Regions from separate parts of the Homo sapiens genome. Here region 2 is linked to region 1. Evidence: chromatin contacts called from ENCODE Hi-C or POLR2A ChIA-PET data. All regions are on one chromosome and are shown on one strand. The core of a region is the stretch at or near the end of the contact, and the rest is flanking DNA. Distances in the headings are between cores, read along the strand shown. Region 1 overlaps CPA5 (carboxypeptidase A5). Region 2 overlaps CEP41 (centrosomal protein 41).

What was found. A loop is a pair of places that touch in the nucleus more often than their neighbours do. ChIA-PET counts read pairs that join two places held with the same protein, here RNA polymerase II (POLR2A). Pooled maps may share reads with other maps.
Region 2: a map of transverse colon shows a loop between it and region 1 (9-fold over the local background). The contact joins two enhancer-like sites. A Hi-C loop is called at or near these places in 6 of 168 maps with a recorded cell type or tissue (ascending aorta, naive thymus-derived CD4-positive, alpha-beta T cell, natural killer cell and 3 more) and 8 of 50 pooled maps. POLR2A ChIA-PET finds 5 or more read pairs at or near these places in 8 of 52 experiments (A549, AG04449, AG04450 and 5 more).

Annotation. Positions count from the first base shown.
Region 1 is chr7:130,353,376-130,359,145 of GRCh38, forward strand. All of the region lies in intron 5 of CPA5 (carboxypeptidase A5), which reads left to right. Among named protein-coding and RNA genes, the nearest start is that of CPA5, 11 kb to the left of the region's middle. Within about 2 kb of position 2,921, at least 26 of the 41 ENCODE cell types and tissues checked have a DNase peak (open chromatin) inside an H3K27ac peak, as active enhancers do.
Region 2 is chr7:130,390,576-130,396,345 of GRCh38, forward strand. CEP41 (centrosomal protein 41) reads right to left here. Exons shown (of 11, transcript NM_018718.3): 11 at 3,196-5,770. Among named protein-coding and RNA genes, the nearest start is that of CPA1, 13 kb to the left of the region's middle. RefSeq lists an enhancer at 4,107-4,166. Within about 2 kb of position 2,641, at least 5 of the 41 ENCODE cell types and tissues checked have a DNase peak (open chromatin) inside an H3K27ac peak, as active enhancers do.

The sequences.
Region 1 (5,770 bases), core at 1,671-4,170:
GAGCCTGTCTCTTCCCCTGGCATCCAGGACTTCTGTGTTCTGTCTCCAGCCAGCACCTCCTCTCCTGGATCCAACCGCCTACTCAGTGTTTCCACCTGGGGGTGCAATGGGCATCTCCAACTTTCCAGGTCCAGACCAAGCTCCCCTGGCCCTTCATCGGTGCCTCCACAGCCCTCTTTATCTCAGGAAATGGCAACACCATCCTTCCAGTCACTCAGACCAGAAGCTGGGAGCCATTCTTGACCCCTTCCTCAAACTCCCCATCAACAACAGATTTATCGCTGCCTTCAGAATGGATCTTAGCACATCCCACACCACCCCCGAGGGCCCATGCGCCATCTCGTCCCTCACCTGGGTTCTTCCAGTTGCTTTCTAACTGCTCTCCCCCATTCTCCACCTTGATTCCTTATTACCTAATCTCAAAACAGCAGCCAGAAGAGTCCTTTAAAACTATTGCAAATTCAAGCATGTTGTTCCTCTGCTTAAAACCCAACTAATTTGGAGTAGAAGCCAAAGCCCTTGCAATGGTCATAAGGCTTTTCATTTTATTGTATTTATTTATTTTGAGACAAGATCTCACTCTGTTGTCTAGGCTTAAGTGCAGTGGCACGATCATGGCTCACTGCAGCCTCGAACTCCCAGGCTCACTCCATCCTCTCGCCTCAGCCTTCTAAGTACAGGCCCTGGGACTACAGGCCCATGTCACCATACCCAGCTAATTTTTGTATTTTTTGTAGAGATGGGGTCTGATTATGTTGCCCAGGCTGCTCTTGAACTCCTGGGCTCAGGCAACCCGCCAACCTCGAGCTCCCAAAGTGCTGAAATTACAGGTGTGAGCCACCACGCCAGACTGCTCATCTTATTTTAAATTGTACCCTTCTTCCCCACTTCTCCAACTTCCTCTTTCTTTCCCATTTCACTCTTGTTGACATTTACCTTTTTCTCATTGCTTATATAATTTAATTCTTTACTTCTTTAAATTATTATCTTGCTAGCTGAAGAGTACAGTTTTTATTTGTTTATTTGTTTTCTTTTTGAGACAGGGTCTCACTCCCTCACCCAGGCTGGAGTACAGTGGCATGATCTCGGCTCACTGCAGCCTCCACCTCCCAGGCTCAAGCAATTCTCATGCCTCAGCCTCCCGAGTAGCTTGGATTACAGGCACACACCACCACCCCTGGCCAATTTTTGTATTATTATTATTAATTTTTTTTTTAAAGTAGAGACAGGGTTTCACCATGTTGGCCAGGCTGGTCCCAAACTCCTGGCCTCAAGTGATCCACCTGCCTCAGCCTCCCAAAGTGCAGGGATCATAGGCGTGAACCACGAGAGGTTTTTTTGTTTGTTTGTTTTTGTTTTTTAAGATGGGGTTTTGTTATATTGCCCAGGGTGGAGTAAAGTGGCTATTCACAGGCACAGTCATAGCGTACTGCAGCCTTGAACGCCTGGGCTCAAGAGATCCTCCTGCCTCAGCCTCCCGAATGGCTGGGACTGCAGGCGTGCACCACCATGCCTGGCTTGAATAGCAGAGTTTTAAAGGTAGAAATGCTGTTGGCTGGTCTGTGGGTGAGTGGCAGCTCCAGAGAGGAGAAGAAGACAACAGGAAAGATTGCAGGAGAAGCCAGGGAAGACAGCAGCAGTGATGGGCAAGACCCTAAGAGAGATGGAGGCTGCCTGCATCATGGGGGTAGGGACAGAAGAAGAGGACCCAGGCCCCTCTGTTGGGCCCCATGAAAGTCAGGTGCTGACTGACTCCCCCAGATGACCATTAATGGGGGCTTTCTGCCCTCCAAGTCCTACAGAAGCTATCCTACCTCTGGAGAAACCCAGACTTCCTGGTCATGCCTTGTAATGCTCCATCACAGAGCCCTGGAGTCACCCCAAAGTTATTATCACCCTCCTTATCATTGTCACACTCCTCCTCATCATCATAGCTAACATTCACTAGCATTTACTACATGCCTGGCAAAAGTCTAAGCATTTAGCATGTATTAACCCTTCTAATCCTCATGAGAACATTGGTGTGTGTGTGTGTGTGTGTGTGTTTGTGTGATGGAGTCTTGCTCTGTCGCCCAGGCTGGAGTGCAGTGGCACAATCGCCCCTAACTGCAACCTCCGCCTCCTGGGTTCAAGCAATTCTCCTGCCTCAGTTTCCCAAGTAGCTGGGCTTACAGGCGCGCGCCACCACGCCTGGCTGATTTTTGTATTTTTAGTAGAGACAGGGTTTTGCCATGTTGGCCAGGCCAGTCTTGAACTCCGGAGGCCTCAAGTGATCCATCTGCCTTGGCATCCCAAAGTGCTGGGATTACAGGTGTCAGCCACTGCGCCTGGCTCTCATGAGAACATTTTAAAGTATGTGATAAAGTATGTGATAACATGACCTCCATTTTACAATGGGGAAACTGAGGCACAGAGATGTTAGTAATTTGATGGAGTTGGTGGCAGGATCAGGGTTTAACCTGAGCTCCCGCACCCTCAGACTCCACTCTCAAGGCATCTGTCCCCTCAGTGGTCATCACTGTTGTCTGTGTGGCACTTTAACTTTGCCTTTTAGACAGGGAAGCCTTGTGGTTTGGCCTTGACCTCTGAGGGGGTCCATTCTGAAAACTTCAGATCAGCAGCCACCCCCCACATCCAGTGCCACAGGACTGGAGTTGCTACTGGCCACATAGCTGCTACTGCAGATGTTAGACCTGGAAGAGAAGGCCAGGAACGTGGGAGGAGAGGCAGCGGCTGCTGTCCCAGAGCCCCCAACCCACTCTGTTTCCATGAGCTGCGTCCATTTTGCATCTGTGGCTGGAGTTCGGCTGTGAGAGATCTGCTCTCCTCCGCCTCAGCTTCAGCACTGGGGCCCTGCTACCTCCTCCCCTGCCCAACCCGGGAGGACTGTTCTTCCCTTAGGGCCCCCATCCTTCCTTGACTCATCGTAAATTAATTCACACTGAGGTATTACTTTCCCTGTCAGGTTATGGCTTCCAGGGAGGCAGATGGCTTACTTCTGAGTTGGTTGGTTTCTTTGTTTTGTTGTTTTTTCCTGAGAAGCCTGACAGGGCTGTCATTAGGCATTCCTCAGCCTGTGGCCTGACCGCATTCTTCCGTCACCCATCCCCTTCCCCCAGCCCCAGGAATGGAGCAAACGCTGGTGCATTTTCCAGGCCAAGGCAGATTCCTGTTCCTGGAAGTGGGGCCAGCTGTGAGGGCTGAGAATTCCCAGTTTGAAAGAGGGTGTCACCTCCATTCACAAGGCTGTGAGGGTGTCTGGAAAGTTATTTGCAGTTTGGTGCTGACTTCCCATTTGCCTCCAAGCTCTTGTGTGGAACAAAGGACAGCCTCCTGGGTCCTGTCTTCCTGTGGGTGTCCCAGGCTGTGTAGGGAAAATTGAGTCTTCTAGTCCTTTCTTTTTCCGATTTCTCCTCCCTGTCCTCCACTTTCACCCCAACTTCAGGCTTCCACCAGATCCTTGGAGACCCTTTGCCTTGTCCTCACAGCTGGCAGGCTGCTGTCTTCCTTGCAGCTGCTCGTCACAGCTGATGGCACCAGGCACACAGTGGCTGGCACACATTGGTCATGGTAGGCTGTTGAGATTTGGGTCAGCTTCCTGGGAAGAAGACAAATTCCTTTTGTTAGAGCTTCCCAGAAGTGTTTGTGAAGGGCCAGAGAGGACCGGGGCTCCTCCGGCCACATCTAACTTACCCAGCAATCCCAGCTTTGCCCCTGGCCAGCTAGTGCAGCTGGAAAACATCGCAACTGTAATTGCCTCGCATGGAGTTGGTGCTCAAAAATAAAGTGAGCCCCAAACATCAATTTCCAGTCCCATTTTTAAATCTATGAACCTGAACGTTGTAAGCAAGCCAACTAGGCCTCGGGGATGAGTGAGTCATTAGGCATTGCCTCATCTGTGGCAGGTGGGGCGGGGAGGGACACCGCTCTTCCTGACGGGGGTGGAAGACTCCACAGCAGCCATTAGGGCTTTTGGTTTTGCTATTATTTATTCATTTAAAAGTTCTGGGCTGAGGTGGGTGCATCACCTGAGGTTGGGAGTTCAAGACCAGCCTGACCAACATGGAGAAACCCTGTTTCTACTAAAAATACAAAAAATTAGCCAGGCGTGGTGGTGCATACCTGTAATCCCAGCTACTCGGGAGGCAGAGGCAGGAGAATCGCTTGAACCTGGGAGGCAGAGGTTGCGGTGAGGCGAGATCACGCCACTGTACTCCAGCCTGGCCAAGAAGAGAGAAATTCCATCTCAAAAAAAAAAAAAAAGTTCTTATTGAAGTAGTATAAGCACATTGCCAAAATGTAAAAATAGAGGATAGAAAAAATTTACTCCAAATCTGCCTTCTTCTATCTTAGCAGGCATTGCGAATATTTTGGTTTATATTTTTGGGATTTTAGTATCTTGCATTCTTATGCTCAGGGGTCCTTGAGTTTTCATCATTGTAAAAATCTTTCAAATTGAAAGAATAGTACAATGGAGTTTTTAGCTGTTGTTAACACTTGCATGCTCTTTCTGTCTACACACATATGCATACACACAGACATAAACATATCTGTGTATGTGTGTGTTTTTGTGCCTCTGTGTGTGTGTGTGTGTGTGTGTGTGTGTGTGTGTGTGTGTTTAGAAATAGGGTGTCACTCTGTTGCCCAGCCTGGAGTACAGTGGTACGATCATAACTCACTCTCAATCATAGCTCACTCTAGCCTCCAACTCCCGGGCTCAAGCAGTCCTCCTGCCTCAGCTTAAGTAGATGGGACTGCGGGCATGCGTCACCAAGCCTGACTAATTTTTTAATTTTAATTTTTTGTAGAGATGGGGCCTTGCTTTGTTGCCCAGGCTGGTCTCAAACTCCTGGGCTCCAGCGACCCTCCTGCCTTGGACTCCCAAAGTGCTGCGTTTACAGGTGTGAGCCACCATGCCCAACCTGCATATGTGTTATTACTGTTGGCCTTTAGTTTTGATAGTTGGCCTTAAGGAACCCAAGGGTACAGACTAGAATGCCTGGTTCTTATCTCACCTCCACCACTTGTTAGCTTTGCCATTAAGTCCCTTTACCACTCCAATCTGCTTTAGCTCTAAAACAGAAATAGCTCATTTCTGTCCTGTTTTCAGGTCATCTGACCAGATCAAGTGAGATCATGAACATAAAGAAGCTTGGTCAACTAAGGCTCTAGCCCCAAATAAGTTATCAGCAAGACTTAGTTGTGGCCCAGTGCTGCAAACAAAGGGCAACTCGCGTTAATGAGGATGCTTTCTCAGCATCCTCTGTGGCAGACGACCTGAGTACTTCCCACACTGGACAGTCTGTGCTGAATCCTGGGGTGCCTTGGCTCCTGGATGCCATTATAAGGGCATGGGCTTGGGTGAAGGACACTAGCTCATCTCACTGTGACCCAAGCAGAGAAAAATGTCCCAAGATTATGTAGGTGGTCTGAGCAGTGAGTGAGTGGTTAACCCAACCAGGCATTATACTGCCCTCTGTATGGGCAGCGGGAAGTACCATGTAAGGCTTGAATGCTTGACTCCACGTTGATACCCAAGGACATTGCTTTTGGCTCATCAAGACTTGTGTTTAGGAGATAAGTGAAAGACCATTGGCACATTAATCATATTGATTTGGACTGACTTTGGCCATGCCTGGCTTTCTGAATGGCTTGGATACCAGTTGTCTAGGCTGTTTCCTAGAAGTGGAGTTAATGTTGGGGGTCAGAGGAACCCTCTGCTTCCCCCAGGGGGGTCAGTGCACATGGTTCACCTTGGGTCCTGACTCAA
Region 2 (5,770 bases), core at 1,391-3,890, 37 kb after region 1:
TAGTGAATTCATAAATGTTATGATCTGTATGTTGTAGGCTTGCTGAAAACACCCTGTGCAAGTTATTTTGAATTCCCAGAGTTGAGTAAGTCTTAAGAAAGCTGAAGTCAATGAATGAATGTCAATTGCACAAGGGCAAGGATTGCTTTGTTTTGTTCACCATTTAACCCCCACTGCTTGGCCAAGTGCACAGCACACAGTAATAATATTGGTATTAATATCAATAATAATAAATGCTTGGCCAGGTGCAGTGGCTCATACCTGTAATATCAATACTCTGGGAGGCTGAGGTGGGAGGATTGCTTGAGCTCAGGATTTCAAGACCAGCCTGGGCAACACAGCGAGACCCAGTCTCTATAAAAAAAACAATTTTAGGCTGGGTGTGGTGGCTCATGCCTGTAATCCCAGCACTTTGGGAGGTTGAGGTGGGCAGATTGCTTGAAGTCAGGAATTTGAGATTAGCCTGGCCAATACGGCAAAACCCCATCTCTACTAAAAATACAGAAATTAGCTGGGCAGTGGTGCATGCCTGTAATCCCAGCTACTCGGGAGGCTGAGGCATGAGAATTGCTTGAAACCAGGAGGTGGAGGTTGCAGTGAGCCAAGATTGTGCCACTGCACTCCAGCCTGGGTGACAGAGGGAGACTCTGTCTCAAAAAAAAAAAAAAAAAAAAAGAAAGAAATATATTAAAAAATAATAAATGCTTGTTAAATGGAGACAAGAAAGTTGTTGGTTTTTTTTTTTTTTGTACTTTCAAGTATGGGAAGAGATTTACATTTTGTTTGTAGATACACATTTTTACAAATCTATGGGTGAAGACACTTAAAATTCTTAAGTAAAAACATAAAGCTAAAAGACAATTTTGGAAAATATTGCAACTTAAAAATGAAAGTATTGATATGAAAATAAGTATTAATAACCTAAAAGACAATTTTGGAAAATATTGCAACTTAAAAATGAAAGTATTGATATGAAAATAAGTATTAATAACCTAAAAGACAATTTTGGAAAATATTGCAACTTAAAAATGAAAGTATTGATATGAAAATAAGTATTAATAACCTTGAGGGGTTAAAATAATAAAAAGGGTTAAAGAAAAAGACAAACATTTCAAAAGAAAAATAGGCAATTCCACTAAGAAGAAACACAAATCAATACATGTATGAAAGACACTGATCCTCTAAGTGATTTCTTGTTCATTAAGGAGAAATGAAGATATTTTTCTCTCATCAGATTGGCAAAGAATAAAAAGACTGATGACTCCAGTGTTAACATGTAGTGCTGGTGGAGCAGAAACTGGCACCACCTTCCCAGAGGGCAAATTTGGCAATATAAATCAAAATTATAAATGTATTGTGTCTTTGATCCAGAAAACCCACATGGAAGAATTTACTTTATAAAAATATTTGGATGGATTCAAAAATATGTATGTACAAGATTGGAAAAGTAAAAAACAAAAAACCTAGATAATTACCAGTCTTGATGCTGATCTGACACATCCACACACTGGAACAACACGACACCATTAAGGGCTGTGTTGACATGGAAAAATGTTCACAACATACTAAGTGAAAGAAACTGGCTATAAGATGGAAATGTTATAAAACTGGATTGTGGTGATGGTTGCACAATTCTGTAAACTTAACTCAAAATCATTGAGTTGTGCACTTAAAATGGGTGAATTTTATGGTATGTGATTTATACAATACAGTTGTTTTAAAAAAGAAGCTGGATACAAAATATTGAGTCTGGATCCCATCTTGTTTAAAAGACACACACACACACACACACACACACACACACACACACACACACAAACATGCTTTCTCTCTCTCCTTCTCTTTCTCTTCCTGGAAGGATATATCCCCCAATAATAATAATGATTAACCTGGGTAGTGGTGGTGGTAGTTTTCCTTTTTATGCTTCTCAGCATTTCTCGCAATGAGCTTCTATAATCAGCTTTTATAACGGGCAGGGAGTGAAGGGAGCTATTTCGAACACAGTAGATAACATGTGTGTAAAGTTACCTAACATCGGTGTATTATCAACATCAAACAGCTAAATGGCCATCTTAGTTTTTACTCAGATTCTTTTGATTTGTCTAAACTCATTTTTTTCTGCTCCGGTATAATGTTTCATCATCTTGCCCGGAACGCTGCAGTTTGTCTTATCTTCAGAAAAATTCACACTCCAAGATACAGCTGGAAGCAGCAGTGTTTCTACCAAAGGAAGAGATTACTCAGCTCATGCAGTTGGGGGCCATTCCCCATCCTACCCCTTGTTGTAGCTTGATGAAAATTCCCAAAACCCCTTCCTGCTCACATTCAGTTCTTGTAGCTATCTTGGGAATTGATTATGCTAATGCCTATTCCCCAGGGCCTTTGAAAATCTTTATTTTCAAATGAACTCATTTTACTTTTTACTCAGACCATTACATATGGTTCTCTAATGGCCTGTGGGCCCAATATTGGTGATCTATGAGAATCCTTAGGGTAGCCTCTTGAATTAACACTCAGATATGCACAGCTAGCTTTCTGTCTTTGGCCTAAAGTTAAAATGGGAATGTCATTGAATACAATCCAGATATGACCTCACTGGTCCTTCATCCAGTGCGGGGCGATTCATCACCCTGGCAATTGTTTTGCAAGGGCGAGTGGGATGAGGTGGATTTGAAGATGCACAGGGACTCTTGCTTTAAGGACTACAGCAACATCATTCTGTGAACACACTAAGACCCAGATGCTACTCAGATGAAGCTGATATGACTAACCGTAACATTCAAATTGGCCAAATCAAGGAGAAGCTCTCAGAAAAGCACAGAGCATGCATCGTCAAATCTAAAAAACTGTCAAAGGGTAATGAATTATTCCCCAAAGCTTTCAGGATCTGCATTAATTTGGCAACTCAAACACTGAGCATCATCCAACAACCTCAGAGACTGGGATTGCCAAATGTTTATTGCCAAACTAAAAGGAGAAAATGGAAAGTCTTCTGCTTAACCACAGTAGTGGTATTGGCTACATTTTTAGAAGAGTGCAGTAGAATAAGGGCTCTGCTGACAAGGACTGGGGCAAGGAGGTTTGCCTCTGCTTCCCCCGGGAACTCAGGCCTATGGCCATCGCCAATTCATGCAACTTATGTTTCAGCCGAAATCAGAAACATCACCACAAAGGAAAGAAAAGATCAGGCACAAATCATATCAATATGGTTTACTGAATGAATGGCTAGACCTATCAGGAAAACAGCCTACTTTTTTCCCCCTACAATATAATTAAAAGTTTGTAATTCTCATTCCTTAAGTGGTACTTTGCAAGGTGTCCATTAACAGACAAAATAACCTCGGAAGCCCTGGAGCACCTGTCTTCAAGATAAGACAGCAGACACAGGCGGTGGAAATGTGGAAATACGCATTCCCCAGAGCAGATGTTTCAGTTCCTGAATTTCCATCGCCTTTTGTGCAGGCAAGCGGAGGAAAGTTTTCAAAAGAATCTCGGCTGACTAGGAGGGAAGGGAAGCCAATAGCGAAGGGAAAGGTACATTTTCACGGTAAGTTAGAGGCATCACCAAAGGAGAACATGGTTGTGCCCACCCAGAGTGAGAAGCATAGAGCGGAGTGGCTGAAAGAACACCCTCTGGAGCCACAGTTCTCAGGCTGGCTCCTGGCTTTTCAAACCCTTGGTCAGAGACTGAAGGCAAACCTGAGTCACTTAATTTCTACCCGAACCTCAGTCTCCTCATCTGAAAATGGGGGTGCCTGCCTCATCAGACTGTTGTGGAAATTAAATGGGTCAAAACATATAATGAAGAATCTAGGAGCAAAGTAAGCTCTCCACAAACATTGGCTAGTATTATTATTTTCTGGAAATCTTCAAGATTTGAAACAAAAGAGAAAACCTACTCTTAAGATGGGGGTGGTGTGTGACCTTTGCGTGCTGAATTTGGGAGGATACTTTAAGCCTGGCAGAGACAGGGTAATAACACCCCCAGCAGCTCTCTGGGTACTTCCTGTAGAGGGAGATCTAAAAACCTCAGGGTTTTGAATGCCTCGCCCACAAAGGCAGGATACACAAGGGGGACAGAAGATAACGAGCTTTCTGGGTCTCCAGAATGACAGACTAGCACTGAGTGGCCACCACAGTGGGCATCACATCCAAACTTCAATCTTGACAGGTTCAATTCATTTATTCATGAACACTTATTAAGGGCCACTGTCACAGGGTTGGTGATTTTCACTCTCTGGGAGCTTATAGTCAAAATAATTGCAACAGGAAGACATATTGATATCCTTTAAAAGATGCAGCCCATCCGTCCACAGCATTTGAGAAGTGGCCTCTCTTTGCCTCACATTTTACCAGGTGCTTCAGGATGTTACACAGGTGAGAATTTGCTTCTGTACAGAACAAAGAGGATCAGCAACAGAGAGGGGAGCCATCAGGGGATCACAATGTGACAGACACCGTTTCGAAAACACATAAAATCATGCACCGAATCCTGTTCTGCCTGAATTCAAGGCTGACAAATTTCCACCATTACATTTTTTATGTTGTAACTGACCTGTGTATCCATTTAAAGATGTCATAATAATAATTTCAATAATTATTGTAAATCTAGGAAAGTATTACTACCCAAATGTATTCTGAACATTTTGGAAGCACAATGTTATTTATTGCTTTTGCATGAAAAAATAATTGTTAGTGAAAAATTAATGGACCTGCATGTAAGTACTCAACATGCTCACATAATTAAACTGGTGAATTATATTCCACACATTTGCGGTGTTTCCTGGGGAAAAAAAAGTATCGTGGGAGTTAAATCTTTGAAAGAATTGGGAAGAAAATAAACACACATTAAAGACACTGAGAACGTTTTAGAACTGGAGAAAGAAAGGTTCTTACTGATTATCTTCAGAGTAGAGCAAGAAGGTGGTCATGGATTTAAATCCAGGTGGACAGAAACTAATTATTCGCTCTAAAAAAGTCAGATAACATAAAAGACAGAATCTATAGCCAATAAACAACATGACAGAAACCAAAACCAACACAAGAAAAATTACCTACGTATTTCTTCCTAGCCTAGGACTCTGATTTCACTTACATTCCACAAGGGAATTAGAGAAAACACGATTTTTTGTTTTGTTCTGTTTTCTTGGTCGAGTAGCCTAAAGTCTTAAGAATTTTTGTATAATTTAAATAGCACCACAGGAAAAATCCCTGAGCAACTAATGAATGTTATTTGGTCTCTTTTCATTCGGATTTATACCAAGCCCAATATGATCGTGCTGGTCCTGGCTAACCACTAAAGGTTAAAAAAAAAAAAAAAGATAAAAGATAAAATGAATGCAGGCCATTTAAATCATTCCATACTTTTTCAAGAGATTGAGCCTGACATTATTACAGCCCAGGGTGTTCCTTTTGTTTTCAAATAAGTAATGTAGCTTTCTCCTTTCTCTCTCGCTTTCTGCTTCTTTTCTTCTCTCTGCCCTCCCTTCTTCCCATTTCCTTGCTTCTTTCTCCCTTCCTTTCTTTTTTTCTTTTCTCCCTTCCTTAAACACAAACCCCTTTAAAGCATTTAAGGTATTATTTAAACTTTGGCCATCACTGCTGTTCAGGGTGCTGTAGTTGTACATCGATGAAGCACCTTCTGTCTCAGGGTTCACAAGCCCCAGACAAGGGCAGCTAGTCAACCCCTGAGACGCTGGTAGGAAGCCATGATCCAGTTGTTGAAGGTGGCTTCAGTCCCAGCCTGAGCAGGAAAAGAAATCCAGGCTTT